2 separate regions of the Homo sapiens genome follow, and region 1 is linked to region 2. Evidence: chromatin contacts called from ENCODE Hi-C or POLR2A ChIA-PET data. All regions are on one chromosome and are shown on one strand. Each heading gives the region's core, a stretch centred on a gene start or an enhancer-like site at or near the end of the contact. The rest is flanking DNA. Distances are from core to core; before and after follow the strand shown.

Region 1 (6,439 bases), core at 2,583-5,082, 43 kb before region 2:
CTCAGTCAGAGGGAGCCCTGCACCCTGAGTCTGGCCATGCAGGAGCAGGAAGATAGAAACAGGCCAGGCAACTCCTTGTTCCTTTCACGTAAGCATTCTGTCACTTCTTGTTGCACTCCAACCCCTAGACCACAGGGCACTGGAAAAGTTTGTATAGGTAGTTTTGGTTTAAAACCAGTTTTAGGCGTAGTGCGGTGTTAAGGATATGAAGACCTCTCTGCCTCTCACTGAACTCTCCTGCCAGAAATCTCCCCATCTGTTTTCTATTGTCTGAAATTCCTTAAACATATGTCTTAAATTGCACAAGATTAAAGACTTAAACATGCAAATATGGTAAATGATGAGTCTTTTGTTGAATTTGGGAAGGAGACTGGAAAGAGAACTTTGGAGATATAGAAACAAATGCCTGACCTTTGCAATGTTCTTTGGGCTAGTACTACCTATTTTTATCTTGCTGAGAACCTCTGTGTAGCAACCAGGTTTTTTTTGTAGAATGTTTCTTCACTTTCTGAACCTCCAATGACAAGTCATCACCATCTATCATGATGCTCTTTTCCAACAGTGATTTCTGTTGTCATCAGTGAATATATCTGACACATTGTATTATTCATATGTTCTTTCTAAAGGTCCAGTTAGATGACTTGTATTATCTCTGATAGGTGACAATGGAACTTAAAGCACCAGCCAAGTAAATCTGGTGAGGGGGCAATTGGGGTATCATCTAGGAAGCTGAGACAAAAATGAGGGAAAAGAGGGACACTGTCTTACGTTATATGAATTAGCTGCATGTTTTGGGTTGAACTTAGCATTTTATTTATTTGAGCGTTAATACACTTAAAAATACCCATTTCAGTGCCTGTTATATTCTAGAAATTGTACTTGGTGCTAGATTTACAACAGAACAAGAAAGATGTGGTTCCTCTTTGCATAGAGCCATGGTCTAGTGGCTAGAAGTGTAGCCACAAGAGACCACGAGATCATCTAGTACAAACCACCTCATTTTACGTATTAGAAAATGGAAGCACTGAGATGGGAAGGAAATCGCCCTTTGTTACAGCTGATGAGTAGCAGAGCCAGAATTCTAACTTGGCTCTTAGGACTCACAGCCCAATTACCTGGTTAAATTAACAAAGTGAATTAATGCAGGTCTGCAGACATTACGGCTACAACCCCCTCAACAGTCTCCTGTCTGTGGCCTAAAAGTCTCTGCCCTTCCCCTAGCCTCACAGATACCAGATAGGGACATAAATATCAAGGTGAATTTTAGCTGTGATGTTAAATTAGATCATATTCCTGTGTGATGAAGAAGCAGAGTGATGGAGCATTGTTCCCTTTGGGTGAAAGTCGTCTTCTCCCTCTACCCCTCAGTGCATTTCTGGGCCTGCCTGGGCAGAGAATTTTGGCCAACTACTGGATTTTTGTTAAAAATGATAATTAAAGAGGGAGCAGGAAGGGAGTACGTTCCAATATGATCCAGAAGAGTCAGCACTTGCTCTGGATAATAAATTCTTTATGCTTCAGGTTATTACTTAACCTGTGTTTCAGGTTCCCTTCTGGAATCAATAAAGGGACATTCTCAATCTGTGGATTTAATGACTGACTTCTTGCTTATAGAGCTAATACGTTAGAACCACAGGAAGGTAGGTGGTGGTCTGGAATCATCCACAGTGTGTACGCTCCTGCTCTTTGTAGGACTCTTGCAGGCAACTTTTAACCTTCTTTCAAGATTGTCTTTAATAGAGATCCATATTTCTGGAATTTTCTAGAAAATAAGAGTTTTAAGAATGTAGTGGGAGTTTTTAGACTGGTTTTATATGACATTGGACATGCATTTTAATATGGAATGCTGGGGTTGTTCCTGTAGGCCTCCCAAAGTCACAAAAAGAAGCATCCTTCCTCAAGGCTCCCGACACATTTCATTGATGGTCTTAGCCTGTGTGTGGTGCCCACCCTATGGTGAACCCAGGGCTCCTGCAATGACTCGACTGCAGCTGCCATTCTCTTCCTTTCTCTCCCATTCAAGGAAGCATATGACCATGTTTCCCAAACTTGTTTTACCTGGAACCTTTTATTTTTTTTCAGGGATTCCCTATTAATAATTCGTGGCACTATTCTGTAGAATAAAACTTGGGAAACAGTGACATATAGACAGGAAAATGAGTGAATGCAATGATGTTGCAGGGCTAATCTCACCACAGTTCAATTTATTAAAGCAAAATGTGTAATTCCTCAAATTCTGTACTTTAATTTGTATTGATAATCCAGCGCTGGAGTTAACATAGATTTCAGGAGTGAACAGAATGCTGGTTCTATTCCCTTGGTTCTGGCTTGAGAAGGGGCTGAAGAAAATGGTGAGCCCACTCAACTGAGGGTAGTGTCTACTTCTGCCCCAGAGAATTTGTCCCAGGGAGGATGCAGCTCAGAACAGCAGGTTTTTCTTAAGTGTGTACTTTCATTGATGCCTCATTTCTGGTCAGCGTGAGGGGAAAAGCGGCAAAAAGATAGTCACTCAAGTTAGTCATGTTGGGAAACTTATCTGTTTTAGGCAGTGGTTCCTCTCAGCAAGGGGTGGAAGATATGTGGTCCAGCCTCAGGCTAAAGCCGTTTCCCAGTACTATCACTAATACTAGTCCTGTGCTATTTCCAGCTCCAGCTCGTCATTTGTCTATTGGCTTGCGAAACTACCATCTAAGAGGGCAAAAGCATTTCTACTGCCTTGGGCCATTTCCTTCTGACATTCTTTACTGATGACCTCTGAAGCAGCTATGATCACTTCTTGGCATGTCAGACCATCATCTATTGGCTCTTTGTCTCACCAGAAACAGGCCAGCCCCAGCTGGTCCAAGCAATATGAGTGTGGGTTAACTTCAGGGATACAGGGTCCTGGGCTGGTTCCCAGCTGGTCTGCATTTAACAAAGCAAAATTGGGAGTTGTGATGATCTGGAGGTGTTCTGAAGGGGTGAACTGGTGGAATTACAAATTACTTAGTTCATTCCCTGCCCTCTAGTAGAAATGAATCTAAACTAATCCAGACTGGTAAGAAGGATAGACACAGTATTAAAGGCCTATTGCAAAGAAGATGCTATAGCTACTTTCCTTCATTTTGGTGACCCCAAACTTTGATGTTTCTTGGTGATGGAAGAACCATGACTGTCCCTCTTCCATAGAATTTTCCTTAGGGTCCACTGAATTCATGTACACATGCACACGCACACACACACACTCACACAGTTTACTATTACCATTAGGGACTGTGGTGCATGTGGCTGTGTGCTGAGGGAAGAAAAAAAATGCATAATAGCCTGCCTCCAAAAAAATGTATCAGATATAAAACATATGCAAAGACACATATGATAAGAACCATGTGAGTATGGACCATGAGTTAGATTTATGAGTGTGGGGTATTGTGAAGGAGGTGCATCTGCAGCTGAGAATCACAATACAACAACAACAACAACTACTACTACTACTTTTTAACATTTATTAAACAGTTGCTAAATTCCTGGTATGGTTTTAAATACCTTGACACACTCTTCTAAGTGCTTCATATATGTGTTTAATCATCACATTCCTCGAAGGAAGACAGAGGAGGAAATTGAAGCATTTAAGTAACTTGCCCAAGGTCACACAGCTGCCTAAGGGTGGAACTAGATTTAAATCCAAAGCAGTCAGGTTGCACAGCCTTGCTCCTGTCTCCCAAGTATGCTGTCAATAATCGAGGAATTTCAATATGCACAGAGAAGAGCAAAGGCTTTCCTGCTGAGAACAGACTGGTCAGTAAAGGAGTAGGGGTAGTAACGTTTTAGATGGGAGCAGCCTGGCTTGTGGGTGCTTAGTGTAGTGATTGGCACAATGCCTGGAATGGAGTAAGTGCTTGTTTGTTGAATTATAGGAATTTGAGTTATTGACTGAATGGCTAGAGAGAGATAATGTTAGAGAAGTAGGCTGTTATCAAATTGTGTAGGGTTTTGAATTTCAGCTTAAGTGGTTTAAACTTAGTACTGTGGATGATATCTTCTCTACAATGCTGGATTTCTGAAGAGGCCAACACACTAGTCTATAAATGTGCTATTCTATACATTCTTCTTTGCATTTTCTCTTTTTCAGTGCTTTGTATACAATTGCTAGAAAAAAATGGAAACCATGCTAATCGAGCCTATTACCAAATGCTTGCTAAATTTTGCTATTTAACTATAGAAGTTATATGTTAGCTTTAACTTGACAAGTCAGTCTTTGCTTGTGATGCCCATAGCCCCTTCTAAATATATGCTAATGGACAAGTCTTTAGGTAACCCAGTTATATATGGTGTGACCCTACTCTCTCTGGCTTCTGTGGGCATCATGACATGACAATGCACTTGCTTTTTAAATATCAAGAATATGGAAGCATTAGCAGTGGATGTAGAAACTGGAAGATTATGCTGAAGAGAATAGTCAAAGAGGACACAAAGAACTACATGTATAGTGAAATTATGAGGGAGTAGAGGTAATACATAGGGAGAAATTATTTTATGTATCTTGAGCCCAGACGTTTTGATTTCAAATTCAGTTCTGGATGCTTCCTGAAATTTTCTATAAAGTTAAAAGTCCTCCCACCCCTTTTCAATATTCATTCTCCTTGACTTTTCTGCTGCATTTTACATAATTGCTTGTTCACTTTTTTTGGAAACCCTTTCTACTGAAATGCGATATTCTCCTGGGTCTTCCCCCTTCCGCTACTGCCCCTATTCTCTTCTTAAGCACCTTTCCTTCTATGCTCAAGCCTTTGATGAAACACATTTCTTTTCTGACTTTCCCTCTGCATAATGTTATCCATGGCCAGGCTTTAAACCCTCATCACTTTTCATATGTGCCCCAAAGTATGCAGACAACAGAGACATCTTTTCCAAGCTATCATGGGAGGGCTCCCATTTCTAGTTCTTTGCACAGTGCTTCCAACTGGATAACACTAAATCAAGAACGTTCCATGTAGTTCCGTGGATGCCCCCTTGGTTCAAGACTTTATTACCTTTTACCTGGCATCTTTATTCCCAAAGGATTTTATATGCTGCTGCCAGATGAATCCTTAAATCACAGCTGTGATTCTGTCACTGAAGATTTTGGGTCCTAAATCTTCAGTGACTCCTGATCTACCAGAAAAAATTTACATTCCTTAACATCATACTTCAGTGCATCTTCAATATGGTTCCACCAGACGATGCCAGAATATCTATGTGTTGATGCTTTTGCAAGTAGAATCCTTCCTATTCCTCCTGTAGCTTTTGAAATTCTATTGGTTTTCTCCAAATTTCCAGAGTGCTGCCTCTTTGATAAAGCATCAGCCATTCTAAGTGGAATTGATATATCTTTTTTCCAAATGTCATGAGGTTATTATTATTTTTTGTTGTTGTTTGTAATTCAGTTAAGGCAATATTATAAGCTTATTGAATATTTATTTTACTTTCCCTGTGATAGCACTAATTTGAATTTGGCTGTTATACAGTTGTCAAAGCTCCCTATGTATGGCCTGCTTGCTCTCAAACCCTGGCCTTTCCCTGCTCTGTTCTGTATCACAGGGGCCGACCTTAGGGCTAAGCTGCCCAGACTTTTGTGTCAACTGGTTTCGCACCGGGTGGTAACAATGGCAGGTGCTAGCATGAGAAACCAGGGTCTTCTCCCACTCCCTTCTGGCTTTTGGAAGCTGTGTCAATGGAGCTGTATCTCTTTTGAGACTCCACCTTGCAGCTGACAGTTCCAGCCTCTAATGGTGGTCCCTGCCCTTGGGTTCTGGGAGCACAGTCTCCTGTTTTCCTGCCTAGGGATGACAGTGGCACCTGCTCTTGTTTATTTCTGGGCTCCTTGTTCTTGCAACACATGTATAATCAATTCCCATATATTAAATTTCTTTTATTTTGAAATACAAATGGTTTCTGCTTTTCTAGGATAGGTGATGATGAATGCACTCCCCTTCTAATTTTCACACCAGATGCTGTCTTATTCTTACACATGTGCCATGGTGCCTGGTTCTGTGATTTGCATACTGTAGGTGCCAAAAAATATTCAATAAATTCATAAGTGGAGGAATATTGCTGTTTAAAAATAGCTGTTAATTTTTAGAGAAATTACTCAGAAAAACTTAGGAGGCACTAACTATATTAGTTGCCAAGGAGCAATACCAAAAAAACAAAAAATTGAAGACAACATCCCTGTCATCGAATATTTAAAAGGCTACTGGAAGATTTAAAAAGGACATTCAATTTTGCAATAGAAAATTTAGTGGACTGGAAAATATCTACTTAAAATATTTCTTTGTCATGTTTTCTTTTCCTGAGCATTGAGGAATGCTTGTGAAGTTACGGGGCTTGAATTGTTCTTAAAATTAGCTATCCAGTGTCTTTTTCTAATCCCAAATATCGGTATTCTCCACTTTGGCCCTAGGAGATTAGGAGGGTGTTAAAA
Region 2 (6,422 bases), core at 1,598-4,097:
TTGTCTGGGGTGTGGGAGAAAGGGGGCGGCACGGAGATGGTGTTGAGAGGGCAGGAGTCACACAGATCATGTGTTGGGCACAGGCGTGCTAAAGCCATCTGTTTCTCTTTGGATAGTCATCCAAAACCTTTTAGGCATTTGCCACCCCACACCCCACCTCCCAAAGCCAAAAGCTTGCGCATATGCCCCAAGGAATAGGATCCCAGGAATTTACCTCATGTTTATAATCCTATAATCTTCTTGGGTGGGGAGGAGAGAATGGGAAGCCATTGGAGTTATTCCTGAATATGACCAGGCATTTGGGGTCTGAATGTTTTTGAGAAGTCATGAGAGAAAAATGTGAAAAGAAAATACGTATGGGGCAATATTCACAAACTCTGATTTTTTCCATGACCCCTTCTTTATTTATTTCCTCCTTTTTTGTTTTTCTTGTGCATTTTGTAGGATAGAGTCTTGGCTCTATTTCAAGCACATTGCAGAGGAATGGTGGAAAGGGATTGCGGTTAGCTAGGTTATCCTGAAAAACAACAAAGAAATTGAATACTCAACTTGGCAGTGGCCCAGACGTCTTCCAGTGGATAGTGGTCTGCTATAAGCACAAAAGACCCACGCACAGGGGCTTGAAAATGTGGTTAGGCCTATTTACTTTTCAGCACAGAAGGAAATTAGAAACAGAGGTCTGGATTGCCACTGAGAGGCAATTTTGAGTTAATTAATGAAGCGAGGGAATCCAATGGCAGTAACAGAGTCAGTTTTCCACTTTGGGCCTGGAAGCAGGACCTCAAGTGATTCTAGTAATCTGAATCTTGTGTGGCTGCCCAGGGAGCTGTCTGCCATTTCAACACACCTGGCTGCAACATTGTAGAATGCAGACCTCCTTACCTGTTTTTGTATTGTGCTGTCACTAGTGGTTAGAAAATATTTTGCGAAGGTAGCTGTACAGTGACAATGGCACTGAGAAATATTTACATGTTAATTATGATGACAGCAGTTAGGGTAATGGTTAAATGTTAGAGAAAAGTCATAAAGACCAAGACTGTGAAATAAGATGACAATATTGATACTGACAGATAAATCTTAAAATAATCTTTCTGCTAGTTGGCAAGTTCACTATAGATAGAGGTCGTGTCTTGCCCAGCTTTGAGCCAACAGTGCCTAGCACACTGAAAGCGTCAATAAATGAATGAAACTCTTCTCATTTGTCTCCTGGCCCTTGAATTGTCCTCTTACAGATGTGAATCTAGTGGTTAAACTATCTTTTTTTTTTTGAGACGGAGTCTCACTCTGTCATCCAGGCTGGAGTGTAGTGGTGCTATCTTGGCTCACTGCAACCTCTGCCTCCCGGATTCAAGTGATTCTCCTGCCTCAGCCTCCCTAATAGCTGGGATTCCAGGTGTCTGCCACCACAACTGGCTAATTTTTTTTTTTTTATTTAGTGGAGACGGAGTTTTACTATGTTGGCCAGGCTGGTCTCAAACCCCTGACCTCGTGATCTGCCCGCCTCATCCTCCAAAGTGCTGGGATTACAGGCATGAGCCATCATGCCCGGCCTGGTTAAAATATCTTTAAAATGTCTTTGAGAGAATATTTTATAGCCAACTCAGTAACTTCTACTCCCGATGCTTATATTCTTAAAGCATTCATTTTGCATTTTAACCTACATCCTACCTGCCGTTATTCAAAACTTTTGTTTTGTTCCGTCCTTCATGAAACTAAATGTCTCCATCTTCCATATAAAGTGGTCTCCTAAGTTAAGTAAATGGTCCAAGTGAGCCACTGCTGTCCTCAAACAGTGAGAGGACCCAGCATACATGAGTCACAAAGCCACATGAATGACAGACACACACATACACACACACACGCATAATGTGTTCTAGAGAAGCAACAATGAAAAACATGTACATGACTATGTGGATGTTTCCTTGGCTAGTATGTTTTTCTGTTGATGCTTTGCTTCTAAATAATATTGAGCTCCTAATCTTGCATAATAGTGTAGCAACTTTTTAACTTTTAGGGGTTAGTTTTTAATTTTCTTGTACCTTTTTAATTTGAAAAATGTCAAACTTAAAAGAGGAAATTCCTATATACTCTTCCTCCCCCCAGGTTATCACCATTTCATTTGATTTTGTTCTCTTTCTCTGCATGTGTTTTTCAATCTTTTTTTTTCATTATTGTTCCCTCAAGGAGGCATTTTAGACCTTTTTTTCCCTAATTACCCCATGGAAGTTTAAGACCACAGACATATCGTGTATCTGTTTGTGTAGTGTGGCCTTTTGGGGAGCCACAAACCATTGTATCTAAGAAATTTCTATCCCCTAAGAGCCGATGTTTACCCTCTAATTTGTCTGTATCACTTGAGAGTAAGTTGGAGACATAGTGTACTTTCCCCTAAATATTTCAGTATTTATTTTCTAAGAACAAGGGCTGCTTCTTACATAACCAAAATACAAATATCAGAATCAAGAAATTGAACATGGGCATAGTATTGACATAGTATTATTATTTAACCCACAGTCCATATTCAAATTCTGTCAATTGTCCCAATAATGCTCTTTATAGCTACTTTTTCTCAGCCAGGTTTCAATCCAGGATACATAGGGCAGTTAGTTGTTGTGTCTCTTTAGTCTCTTTTATTGTAGAATATTTCCTCAGTCTTTCTTGATCTTGACATTTTAAAAGAGTACAGAGTATTCTGTAGAATGCTTCTCAATTTGGTTTTGTCTAGCATTTTGTCTGGATTAGATTCAGGTTATACATTTTTGGTGAAAATGCCATTAAAATGATGTTATGTCTTTCTTGGCACATCGGGACACACATGATGTCAGTGTGTCCCATTACTGGTGATGTTGACTTTGATCATGTGCTTTAGGTGGTGTCTGCCAGTTTTCTCCACTGCAAAGTTACTATCTTCCCCTGGTAATTAATAAGTAATTTGTGGGGGAAATACTTGGATGCTGTGTAAATATCCTGTTTCTCATAAAACGTTATCTGCTGGGTTTAGCATCTATGAATGATCTTTCAACCCTGCCATCCTTCTATAGTTTTTAGGTGGAATTCTGCTGTAGGAAAGAACTTTCTCTTTGCCCTGCTTATCTACTGGACTCCTGAATTCTAATTTTATTCATTAATTCATGATCTGGAACAGAAACCTATAGTAGTGAACAGAGGCTAAAGGCAATTAGCTCATAAGAAACACACAGAACATATCCACACACACATACTAAATGTGTATACACACACAGGACATATATATACACATATACTAAGCGTATACACACACACACACACACACACACACACACACACACACAGAGACACAAAAATATTGGAGACAGCTTCTAAGACCATTTGCTGATGAAGGCATTGCTTATTCCACAAAAGGCAGAACACGTGTGATGGACTTCTCAGAGAAAGCCGAAATCAGTATTCACAGCTTCTAACAGTAAATTGAACATGAAAAAACTCCACTAACTACTGATCATTGGACCTGATTGCTTGTGGTTCTGGGAGAGAGAAGAGACATCTGCACAGGAATTGGAGCCAGGCCCTGCCGCATGCAGCCATCAGCCTCAATGTGACACTATGAGCTTTGGCTGGGAATAAGACACTACATCTTGGCTTGGGGACACAAACCTGGAGTACTACCAGAGTAAGGCAACCAACCCAAAAGCTACTTGACAGGGAGAGGAGTCTACCAAAAAGAAACAAAACAAACAAATTCCCTCCCAAACAAGGTAAGCTTTCAAGAAAAATTACAAAGCACACAAGAATATTTTCTGGCATGAGGATAGTCAACAGACCCAAGAATCTGTGGAGTCCATGCATGAAGAACCAGACATAATGGTGCAATATTAAATGTTAAAATAAGGATTCTTGAATCATCAAATAAGTAAAAGAGGGAAGGGGAACAAAGAATTCTTAAGAATAGATAGGGATTAAAATATAGAAACCTTGGAAGTGAAAAGTGTAGTCATTGAAATAGAAATTGCAAGTGATAAGGTGAACTGTAGACTAGACATCTGGGCCAGTCTAGGGTGAGGCAAGGAAGGTATCCAGGGTGCAAAATGTAAGAAGGCACTCACTGTCGCTGCCAACCCTGAACTAGCGCATGCCCAAGAGTGAGTGACTTCTTACATTGTACACTCTGAGTACCTTGCTTGTCTTACCCTTGTCCCATCGCTGGTTGACACAGTGGAAGGGAAAATTATGAACTGAAGATAAAACTAAAGGAATGACTGGGATAGCAGATAAAGAGGTTTAAAAATGAAAAGAGCAGCTGAGAGATCTGGAAGAAAGCTCCAAATTATATTTTTTAAATCCCAGAGAAGAGAAAAATAAAGAGTAAAAAAAATATTGAGAGGTAACCTGAAAGTTTCTACAAGTAAAAATGTTAACCCTTTGATTGAAGAATTTCATCCTTATAAATGAAACTTTAAATGATTTATGATTCATTGCTGAAATATGAAGGGCCCAAATTCCTAATGATCCCCTGACCCTGGCCAGTTTAATTGGGTTGAGTAAATTCTATTTAACCTCAGGGCATTGGCTCATTAGAGAGAATTATGTATGGTACAAAGATTATATTCTCAGTTCTACTTGTCTGGTTGGTAAACAGTCTGTGACTGGTTTCTAGTACTCAGCCACTTCCTAGCAGCAGTGGCTCTATGGTGACTCGACTGTATCATCACTCACTGAGGGGAGGTAAAAGCCTTTTGTTGGCAGCTGTAGTTCGGAGTTAGGCTAGATGCGTGTTTGAAACCACCCACCTACAGGTCTTTCCTCCTTGCTACTGTGTGTGAAATGTTTTCAGCTCCCTGTGCCTCTGCTCTGGTAATAGGCCTCCACTGGCAAGGGAAATGTGTTTTGCTTATCAGACTGCAACACTAACAGCACAAATCATTCAGTAGAAAGTATGCTTTAGTCCTTGAAGCTGTTTGGTTTTCTTTGCTCCTTATCACAACTAACTATGTAGCTACAGGCAGGAAGCCTGACCATTTGGGCCAAGTCAGTGCACACTTAGCCAAAGAGATGGGTCATTGCTTATTTCTGGGCTCTCTTTAGTCCTCAGGCCAATTTGGGACTAGAAATGGATGCAAAGTTTACCTCCCCATTTTTATGGGCTTTTTATCACATGGGTGGTAAACAAAGGCTCGCTTCATGAAGAACTTTAGGGCAGGTGGAAATCCTTAGGTATAGGGGAGGGAAAATTTTGAAAGAACAATTTGAGTAACCCTTGTGAGGCTTCTTGTTTACTTCAAGATAATTAAAATGTCCTGGTTGAAGGAGAAAAATATGCTTTGAGAATTACTCATTTGGTGTTTTTGAATTAAGGGTTTGGCATCTCTTTCCACGAGTGAGTAATTTCTTTTGCCGTGAGTGTCTGTGTACAGATAACACACCAAAATAATACAGAGCCTGCAGCTGAAACGTACCTGGGAAGAAGTGCAGAGCGTCACATGTGAATTGTGGCTCAGCAGATGCTAAGTCAGAAATCTCACTGGAAGGTTTAGGACCTGAATTAAGACACTGAAGGATTGGATCAGGGTGTGTGTGTGTGTTTGCATAAGAGAAAGAGAAACAGTAAAAGGAACAGAGACTGAGAAACCGAGAGATAGGGAGGCCAAAAAAACAAGAGACAGGAATAAAAACAGATTACCCTTGAGAGTTCAGTTAAAAATTAGAAGACTGGACTAGGTGAGAGAAAAATTGCCTGGTCATCATCAAAGTACGAATATAAACCTAAAATAAAGATCATCCATGTGTCAGCTGTACTACAAATGTAGAAATTATACAAAGGGCTGTCCCCTGTTCTAAGCAAGTGGAATGGGGCGTGGAGAGAAGTAAGGTTTGTTGTGGTTGTGTAATACAGTAGCACAGGATTACAGGGAAATGACTTTTTCTAGTGAGATCCTGAGACCTTACTTATGAAGTCTCAGGTACCCATTTTGTGCGGCTTCACTGAGTATCATCTTGATGGAATGGTGTGGTCTGGAGAGCCTCAAAATTATTTAAATGTTGGCCTTCCTAACTTATCCCATCTCAAATAGAAAATGGATATATGCCAACTACACAATATATTCATTTGGACTCAATACAATAATCAGGATATTAGGATAAAGCTTTTACATTTCAAAAGTTGCTTTCACTTATGGTATCCTGTTACATTTTTAAAACAAGTCTGTGCTGGGGAGGTATTAACCTTTCTCAGACAAAGAAACTGAAGCACAGAGATGTAAAGTTACTTTTCTAAAGCCACAGAGCTAGAAAATGGCCAAGCAGGACTTGAATCTAAGTTCACTATTCTGCTGTGCCATGCCTCTGATTGCCTGCCATGTGAAATGCTATTTGTGGTTTTGCATTTTGTTCAATTTTCCATTACAACTATGTTAACAAAAGAATGTTAGCGTCCAGGTTTATAGAAA

What was found. Hi-C counts contacts between places; a loop is a spot of excess contacts on that map. ChIA-PET counts read pairs that join two places held with the same protein, here RNA polymerase II (POLR2A). Pooled maps may share reads with other maps.
Region 1: a loop to region 2 is called in a map of HepG2, with 2.3 times the contacts of the local background. The contact joins two enhancer-like sites. A Hi-C loop is called at or near these places in 4 of 168 maps with a recorded cell type or tissue (CD14-positive monocyte, GM12878, HepG2 and 1 more), 6 of 37 single-sample maps with no recorded cell type and 7 of 50 pooled maps. POLR2A ChIA-PET finds 5 or more read pairs at or near these places in 6 of 52 experiments (AG04449, AG04450, BJ and 3 more).

Annotation. Positions count from the first base shown.
Region 1 is chr15:39,401,209-39,407,647 of GRCh38, reverse strand. The region is part of intron 1 of LOC105370777 (a long non-coding RNA gene); the gene reads left to right. Among named protein-coding and RNA genes, the nearest start is that of LINC02915, 150 kb to the right of the region's middle. Within about 2 kb of position 3,832, at least 5 of the 41 ENCODE cell types and tissues checked have a DNase peak (open chromatin) inside an H3K27ac peak, as active enhancers do.
Region 2 is chr15:39,357,101-39,363,522 of GRCh38, reverse strand. The region is part of intron 1 of LOC105370777 (a long non-coding RNA gene); the gene reads left to right. Among named protein-coding and RNA genes, the nearest start is that of LINC02915, 110 kb to the right of the region's middle. Within about 2 kb of position 2,847, at least 2 of the 41 ENCODE cell types and tissues checked have a DNase peak (open chromatin) inside an H3K27ac peak, as active enhancers do.